Linked DNA regions of Homo sapiens: regions 2 and 3 are each linked to region 1. The links are chromatin contacts, found by Hi-C or POLR2A ChIA-PET in ENCODE. All regions are on one chromosome and are shown on one strand. Each heading gives the region's core, a stretch centred on a gene start or an enhancer-like site at or near the end of the contact. The rest is flanking DNA. Distances are from core to core; before and after follow the strand shown. Region 1 holds the start of BCL3 (BCL3 transcription coactivator). Region 2 holds the start of KCNN4 (potassium calcium-activated channel subfamily N member 4). Region 3 holds the start of GIPR (gastric inhibitory polypeptide receptor).

Region 1 (2,782 bases), core at 195-2,694:
GGCTCTCCAGCTGTCACGCTGATGGGGTGGAGGGTGCAGAAACTACCTAAAGTTTTGGGGCTCTGTAGAACGGCTCTCTGCAGCTTTGGGGGTCAATTGGGGATGGTGACGTGGCCACAGCTGTGGTAGAGGACACCCCTTCTTGAGATCAGGGATGGAGATAGGATGGAGAGAAGAGTGTGTGGTCTTCGTCATCTGCTGATCCTTGTGGGCCCTCTGTTCTTGAACTCCCAAGTTTCCAGGTCCTCGTATCTCCAATACCAGGCCTTGAGGCCTTGAGGCTTTCTGTCTGGAGACCCCTGAAATTTTCATCCTGCCTCTAAATTACCCAAAGTCTCAGAATTACCCAATCTTAGGATCCTCAGTCCCCTGATCCCTTCTGCCCACCTGATCTTGACCTCAAATAGGACCCTGATCACTTGTGGCCCCACATAACTGAGTACCCAGAAACCCGGGTCTCTGTTCTCCTGGGTCCTCAAGACCCCCTGGTATCTGGGTCCCTGGAGCTCTGGTTCATTTCCTTGGATCCTTGTGATCCCAGATATTGGGGTGCTCAGAACCCCATCTCTGTTTTCATAATGCCCATGTCTCCAGATATCTTGGTTCCTGAGATTGTGACATCCTGAGATCCTCAGTATCTGTCTCCTTAGAACCCCAGTCTCTGTTACCCTGACTCCCTTTGATTCTAATAATATCAGGATACAGGGAACCCCAGTTTCTCCAGCCCAGCTCAGCTTCCTCATAACGCTACACATCTGGCTTAAGAGCTTGTACTTTCTTGCCCCTAGGATACCAGGCTCTGTGCCCTGATTCCCTGACACCCCCATATTTGTACCACTGGGCATTGTCCCTGGCCCCCCCCCCCCCACGTCACTCAGCCCCTGGGCTTTGCCCCCCAGGGTCCCCAAATCCCCAGATCCCAAGGCACAGCTTACTGGCTCCCCGATGATCTCATATCTATATCCTTGGAACCTGGGCTTATATCCTCTTGTCCCCCAGGTCCCTGGAGAGACACCGGTTTGTGCCTCAAGCTCTGCCTCCTGGCTCTGGTGACCCTATGCTCTGTGTGGATCCCACCCGGCCCGGACCCTCGGGGGCCACTCACCGGGGTAGTAAAGCGCCTCCGGCCGGGCCAGGCCGTGGGGGGGCCCGGGGACCGCCGGCAGGTCGCAGCCGCCGCGCAGAGGGTCCAGGGGGACGACAAGGCCCGCAGCGCCGCGGGGAGCGGCGGGCTCCGGGGAGGGCGCGCGCAGCGGGCGCTTGCGGAGCGGCAGCGCGGCGCCCGGGAGTCCGGCGGCCTTGGGCCGGGTGCGCAGGTCCACGGGCCCCTCGTCCATGGCCCCCGCGGGGCATCGGGGCATGGGGCCGCCGGGGACGGCGGCCGGAGAGCGGCTGGGCTCGGCTGCACGGGAGGGTGGTTTCGCCGGGCGCCGGGACTTCCCCTGCAGCCGGCTGAACTGAAGGGACTTTTGTCGGCCGGGGCGGTGCCGGCCGCCCGCCTCCCCGCCCCCGGCCCCCCCGGGGCCACCCGTACGCCCCAGGGGTTTCCTGGACCCGCCGCTGCTCCCGCCGCTCTGAGGTGCAGCCTGCCCTGCGCCCCGCCCGCGCCGCGCCCCGCTTGCCCCCTCCCGGCCCGCGGCGCCTGGGGCAGCCAGGCCTCGGCGGGGGAGGGAGAGGAAAGGAGGGGTGGGGGGAGAGGAGGCGGGGTCGGGGGGTGGGGGGGTGTCCCCACCCCTGCTGCCAAGGGCCGCTCTCTCTGCCTCTGTTTTTGTCTTTCTGGCCCTATCTCTCAACATCTCTATCTCTGAGTCTGTAACTGTCTCTCTGGTTCTCCTGTCTGAGTAGGTGTTTCTCTCCGCAACCCCGCGTTTGTCTCTGTGTGCTCTGTTCCGTCTCTGTCTCTCTCTTTTGTCTCTTTGTGTCTGTCACCATCTCTCTGCCTCTCAGTTGCTGTCTGCTTCTCTGTCTCTCAGGAGGCCTTGGCATCTCTGGGACGGGGTTTGGAATCTCGGTTCCCACTTACTCGCTGGGTGACCTTGGCCAAACACTTCCCCTCTCTGAGCCGTTTCCTCCTTAGTGGGAGTGAAGAGACGCACCCGGGGCAGGGACTGGCACTCGGCAGGCGGCCAGGAACGATTCCTCTCCCTCCCCTCTTCCATCTCTGCCACTCCACGTGCCTCATCAGCTGTGGGTCTAAAGGGGCTGGGGGTGGGGTGAGGGTGGGGAGCGCTCCACTGATTGTGTCTCTGCACTCGTTGGGGGCCCTGCCCCCAGCCGGGGCCCGCGGGGCACCGGGGTGGGTGCTCGGAAAATCCTAGGTGCACAGAGAGAAAGAGACATGGAGACAGGCGCAGAGATCTTGAGAGAAAGAGAGATAGCAAGAGACACGGACACCAGGCCAGAGTCAGCGCGACCGAGGCCGGTGCTGCAGGAGCGGGGAGCAGTTTGGCTTCCCCCCGACTTCCCCTCCCACCTCGAGGAGGGGTTGATGGGTGGGGAACAGGCTAGGCGGGTTGGGGGCATGACTCAGGCTGGAGATGGGAGGGAGGGAGGAGGGAGGCGGGACTCTTCCCCGTCTCCTCCCCTCCTCTCCCTCTCCCCGCCCCGGGGTGGGGCCCCGAAGGTCCGGGGCTTTCCCGGATTTCCCTGGGGGCGGGGCAGCCGCTGGGGTTGAGTCCGGGTCACTGAGTCACAGGAGGCGGAGAGGGAGGCTTTGGGGACACAGGGGGCGGGGCATGGGGGCTGCACCCCGGACTTGCCCAGGGGGCACGCGGCGTCTCTC
Region 2 (2,782 bases), core at 121-2,620, 970 kb after region 1:
GTGTGCTGGTGTATTACTCCGCGTATGTTGTTGTGTGGCCACGCATGTTGGAATATAACGTGTTGGGTTGTGTGGAGGTATTGTATGTCATGTTTGGGTGTGGCTCATGGCTCAGAGGTGATGGTGTATGTTGCGTTTGTTTTTTTGTTTTTGCTTGTTTTAGAGATAGGATCTTGCTATGTTGCCCAGGCTGGTCTCAAACCCCTGGGCTCCAGCAATCCTCCCACCTCAACCTCCCAAACTGCTGGGATTACAGGCATGAGCCACTGCACCCAGCCGTATGTTGCATTTGGGCACTGGGGTCTATGAAGGTCCAACCCCATCCCCTTCCCCCAGGGCATCATCCTGGATGTTGTCCTGTGTGGCCAGAATATACCAGAATCATCTTGCTTCAGGCATGTGCTTCTTGGGTTTCTCCGTGTGTCGCTGTACCTTGTAGGTCTCTGCATGCATCCACTCAGCTTGTCCTCTGACCATACATTTGAATCGCACCACACATCAGAGCATGCTGAATCAGTGCGTGTTTTGAATCATCACTGCGAGCACTTGTGTTCGAGTCAACAGGCGCCACAATGTATGTGCAATTCTCTAGCTCTGGGTGATTGGGGGCTACTATAGGTATGTCCCTAAATGTTGTGTGTCTACACGTATTGGGTTTCGTTCCAAGGGTGTGTAGTGTTTAGGAAACTGGGACTGCACAGTGTTTGTGTCGGTGTGTGGTGTGTGGCATCAGGGCGTCACTACTTTAATATATATTGTGTGTTTGTGTAACACCTGGTGTATGTTGTGTTTGTGTGGCCACAGTTGTGCATCGTCCTATTTGTGGTGTTTGGGTGTGGCTCTTTGTGTCAGAGAAAGTTGTGACAACTTTGAGTGTAATATTTGTGCCTGTGTGTGGACGGTGTTTGGGTGGCTGTGTGTGCCACGGGATACTGCCTGCTTGCTAAGTGCTGGTGTGTGTCACACCATGTGTGTGGTGTCTGGGTGTGGCTGTGGGTTTCAGAGCTTGCTGGGAGTTGTGAGTCACTCTGTGTAGGTTGTGTTGTGTGCCCTGGTGTGTTAGTCTCCGTCTTGGGCTGTGGAGTGTCCTTCGGTGTCTGGGTGTGGTGAGTAGAGGTGTGTGTCACAAAGTACAGACCATTGTGTGTGACAAAGCCCATCGTGTGTCTGTGTGTGTCTTTATCCACGTGGATGGACGTCTCTTTCTTGCTCTGCCCCAAGACACACCCTAGCCCCTCCTTATTCTCAAAAGGGGGAGCTGGGGAGCCTCCCCCTACCCTGGGGCCTCCCCTGCCCCTCCCCGCCCTGCCTGGCCGTCACCACTCCCCAGAGGGCACAGGGCTCTGCTGTGCCTCAGAGCAAAAGTCCCAGAGCCAGCAGAGCAGGCTGACGACCTGCAAGCCACAGTGGCTGCCCTGTGCGTGCTGCGAGGTGGGGGACCCTGGGCAGGAAGCTGGCTGAGCCCCAAGACCCCGGGGGCCATGGGCGGGGATCTGGTGCTTGGCCTGGGGGCCTTGAGACGCCGAAAGCGCTTGCTGGAGCAGGAGAAGTCTCTGGCCGGCTGGGCACTGGTGCTGGCAGGAACTGGCATTGGACTCATGGTGCTGCATGCAGAGATGCTGTGGTTCGGGGGGTGCTCGGTGAGTGGGGCATGGTGGCTGGGAGCTGGGACTCCTAGGTCTGAGGGAGGAGGGGCTGGGGGTCAGGACTCTTGGGTCTGAGGGAGGGGGGGCTGGGGGTCAGGACTCCTGGGTCTGAGGGAGGAGGGGCTGAGGGTCAGGACTCCTGGGTCTGAGGGAGGAGGGACTGGGGACTTGGACTCCTGGGTCTGAGGGAGGAGGGACTGAGGGCCTGGACTCCTGGGTCTGAGGGAGGAGGGGCTGGGGGTCAGGACTCCTGGGTCTGAGGGAGGAGGGGCTGGGGTCTGGACTCCTGGGTCTGAGGGAGGAGGGGCTGGGGGTCAGGACTCCTGGATCTGAGGGAGGAGAGGTTGGGGGCCTAGACTCTTGGGTCTGAGGGAGGAGGGGCTTTGGCTGGGACTCCTGGGTGCTCCCAGGAGACAGTTGCTGGGGTCCTTCTCTGCAAAAGGAAGGGAATATTTGTTTCAGTGTTTCAGTCTTTGAAGATGTTGCCATTAGACGGCCAGAGGTCCAGGACCCCTGGAGGCCAGAGGGTGGCTGATCAGACACTCAAGCCCCCCAAGAGCCAATAAGGGGAGAGGTAGCCCCAGGTTTGGTGAAGGGAGAGTGGAGGAAAGACAAAGTTCTTCCAGTAGGCGGCAGCTCTTTGGTCCTTGTCTAACCTCTAATGTTTACCCAGTGCCTTAGATGCAAAGGACAGAAAAAACTGCCTTGGGGGTGGGGATGGGAAATGGGAAACAAACCTCTCCCCCGACCTGCCTCCCCCCACCAACCCCAACCCAGTCTCCACTGTTAACAAGCTCAATTTCTCCCCAAATCTGCATGCTGATTAGTCAGGGAAATAGTGGAGAGGTAGGCTTACAGTGGCCTGGACTCCTAGGTACCAGGAGAGGAGGGGGCTGGGTCCTGGATTCCTGAGTCTTAAGGAGAAGGGGGTTTTGATTGCTTTTGGGGAAGAGGGGCTGACTCCGAAGATGAGTGGTGAGTAGGGAAGAAAGGGGAAAGTGGGGTCAGGGCAGGTCTCAGCAGGCTCCCGTCACATTCCAGCCCTGGTCAGGCCAGTGATGGGGCAGATCAAGGACAAGGGTTGGAATAAGTGGCTTGAGGGGAGAACAGACTTGCTCAACAGGAAAGGAGGGGCT
Region 3 (2,782 bases), core at 1-2,500, 920 kb before region 1:
GGTCCCAGGGCAAGGTCAGCACCTCTGCCCTCCTACTCCAACCCCAGCGTCACCCCGCCTCAGGGATTCACACACAGGGGCAGACGGCTGGGGAGCCGTATACACGCGGGACTCCGAGGCAGCGCACCCGCTCCCGCAACTCCCAGGCGTGATGATCTGGGGGGAGGGAGAGGCACGCGGAGTGGGTGGAACTCCGGTGGTGGGCGGGGCCCCTTAAGTGATTCCCCGGCCTCCCCTGACTGTTGTTGGGGCAGCAAAGGTGGAAGGGGGGGGTGTTTGCTGAGCGGGCGGTTGCCCTAGAGCTACGCTGGGCGGAAGTGTCAGTGTCACCGAAGTCTGGACCTACAGACTCCTGGGAACCCGGGGACCGCCTTGGAGAGGAGGGGGTAGAAACCGTCAGCCTAGACCCCTTTTCTATGGGGAACTGAAAAACTTGAAGGTTTTCAGTACCCCCTAGTGGGGTACTTGAAACGCCCATCTGAGTTCCCACAGCCTGGTGGAGAACTTGAAACGCCCATCCGAGCTCCCACTCTCCAAGCCCAAAGGGTTTTCTAGCACACATAGGAACCTGACCTTACAAAACTTTCCCCGCTGGGGGTAGATAAAGCCCAGAGTAAGTGGAACAACCCTTTCCCAGCATCCAAATACTTAGGGACTAGAGAAGCGACAGATCCGGGGTTAGATGTGCAGATGCCTGGAAATCGGTCTAACGCCCGACACCCACTCACCCGCGCCCCCGCGGCTCCACGTAGAGAAAGACGGAAGCAGAGAGGATCTCAGGTCGAGCCTCAGAAGGACAGACAACGGCGTCACAGACACAAGAGACAGAAATGTAAAGACTGAGAGGCGCAGAGACGGAGGGACAGAATGAGACCCCCAGCCAGAGACCAGAGAAAAACAAACAGAGAAAGAGACGCAGATGTGGGCTAGGAGACAAAGAAGAGGCAGAGACGTGGAGGGAGACAGAGCAGGGGAAAGAGAAGTTATCTAGCAGCTAACCAGAGATGGAAACACGCAGACAGAGACATCAAGAGACAGAGATGAGCAGAGATGGTGGTGGGCACAGAGACAGAGAGACAAAGGCAGGGCAGAGAAGCAGAGAGGGAGAGTGCCAGAGACTTGAGAGGTCAAGGGGGGGCAGGGAGAATGGGCTGGGATTGGGGAGCCCTCACCTGTCCCCAGTCCTGCTCCTGGTCACTTGCTCCTGCAGCCCCTGCCACCGCTGCCTCCAACTGCCTTGTCTCGGCTCTGGGAGAGGTGACAGGCGCTGGCAGCCCGGGGTGATGGGAGGGGGCGGGGCCAAGGCGGGACAGGGAACGGAAGCGGGGAGCTCTGGGGCAGAGAGCCGAGCAGGGGGCAGTCATCAAGGTCATGAGGGAGGGCAGTTACTGAATTGTCCTTATCGTCCTGAGGACCCCTGCACCAAGTGTGTACAATCTCTCATGCTGTCCCACCCACAGGTACCCGCCCCCACCGCCACTCATTCCCAGAGCCTCAGTCACTCAATCAAACATGCAGTGTCACACACAATCCCATAGGCTGAGCCATGGAAAGGCACAGTCACAGAACCTCACAAGCTGTTACTCACACAGTCACACATTCAGTCACACCCATACAGTCCCATGGTCACACCCAGACAGCCACAGTCTCTCACTCACAGGTGGACAGTCATCCACTGTGACACACAGTCATGTACCCAGGGCTATGGACTCCTGCACACACACAGTAACGCTCACAGTGTCTCACAGTTCCAACAACACTGTCAATCACCCACACATTCACGCAATCACCGGGTTTCATCACAAACACTGTTGCCCTGCTAGCCTGTGTGGCCCAGGAGGGTAGAGCCAGGACATCTGGGTCACCACTGGGTCCCCAAAATCGTTAAGAGCAGGGGTTCAAGGAAGGATTGTCATGAAATAAATATACGCAGTATGCAGTTGTGTGGTTACTCGCAGACATAGAATTTTTTTTTTTTGAGACAGAGTCTTCCTCTGTTGCTGAGGCTGGAGTACAGAAGCATGATCTCAGCTCACTGCAACCTCCGCCTCCTGGGTTCAAGCAATTCTCCCACCGCAGCCTCCCAAGTAGCTGGGATTCCAGGCACACACCACCACAACCGACTAATTTTTGTATTTTTAGTAGAGACGGTGTTTCACCATGTTGCCCAGGCTGGTCTCAAACTCCTGACCTCAGGTGTTCCACATGTCTTGGCCTTCCAAAGTGGTGGGATTACAGGCGACAGCCACCACACCCGGCCCATACAATCCTTTTTACATTTTATTTATTTATTTATTTATGAGAGTGGAGTGCACTGGAACAATTATAGCTCACTGCAGCCTCCACTTCCTGGGCTCAAGGGATCCTCTTAACTCAGCCTCTTGACTAGCTGGGACTATGGGCATGAGCCACCATGCCCCACCATTTTATTAAAAAATAATTTCAACTTTTTTTTTTTTGAGACAGGGTCTCACTCTGTCACCCAGGATGGAGTGCAGTGGCGCCATCTTGGCTCACTTCAACCTCCGCCTCCAGGGTTCAGGAGATTCTCCTGCCTCAGCCTCCCGAGTAGCTGGGACTACAGGTGTGTGCCACCACACCCAGCTAAAATTTTTGTATTTTTAGTAGAGATGGGGTTTCACCATGTTGGCCATGCTGGTCTCCAACTCTTGGCCTCAAGCAATCCTCCTGCCTCGGCCTCCCAAAGTGCTGGGACTACAGGGATGTGCCATCACACCCAGCCTCAACTTTTATTTATTTATTTATTCATTTATTTTAATTC

The links. Hi-C counts contacts between places; a loop is a spot of excess contacts on that map. ChIA-PET counts read pairs that join two places held with the same protein, here RNA polymerase II (POLR2A). Pooled maps may share reads with other maps.
Region 2: a loop to region 1 is called in a map of naive thymus-derived CD4-positive, alpha-beta T cell, with 7 times the contacts of the local background. The contact joins the promoter of KCNN4 here to the promoter of BCL3 in region 1. A Hi-C loop is called at or near these places in 1 of 168 maps with a recorded cell type or tissue (naive thymus-derived CD4-positive, alpha-beta T cell), 2 of 37 single-sample maps with no recorded cell type and 6 of 50 pooled maps.
Region 3: a map with no recorded cell type shows a loop between it and region 1 (7-fold over the local background). The contact joins the promoter of GIPR here to the promoter of BCL3 in region 1. A Hi-C loop is called at or near these places in 1 of 37 single-sample maps with no recorded cell type and 1 of 50 pooled maps. POLR2A ChIA-PET finds 5 or more read pairs at or near these places in 3 of 52 experiments (A549, H1 and activated T-cell).

Annotation. Positions count from the first base shown.
Region 1 is chr19:44,747,370-44,750,151 of GRCh38, reverse strand. BCL3 (BCL3 transcription coactivator) reads right to left here and starts at 1,444. Exons shown (of 9, transcript NM_005178.5): 1 at 1,106-1,444. The coding sequence starts at 1,361. RefSeq lists silencers at 1,206-1,795, 2,206-2,335, 2,396-2,782.
Region 2 is chr19:43,779,561-43,782,342 of GRCh38, reverse strand. It overlaps KCNN4 (potassium calcium-activated channel subfamily N member 4), which reads left to right and starts at 1,370. Exons shown (of 9, transcript NM_002250.3): 1 at 1,370-1,640. The coding sequence starts at 1,482. RefSeq lists a silencer at 1,119-1,388 and enhancers at 1,995-2,124, 2,483-2,782.
Region 3 is chr19:45,666,689-45,669,470 of GRCh38, reverse strand. GIPR (gastric inhibitory polypeptide receptor) reads right to left here and starts at 1,250. Exons shown (of 14, transcript NM_000164.4): 1 at 1,173-1,250. RefSeq lists an enhancer at 546-825 and a silencer at 1,206-1,365.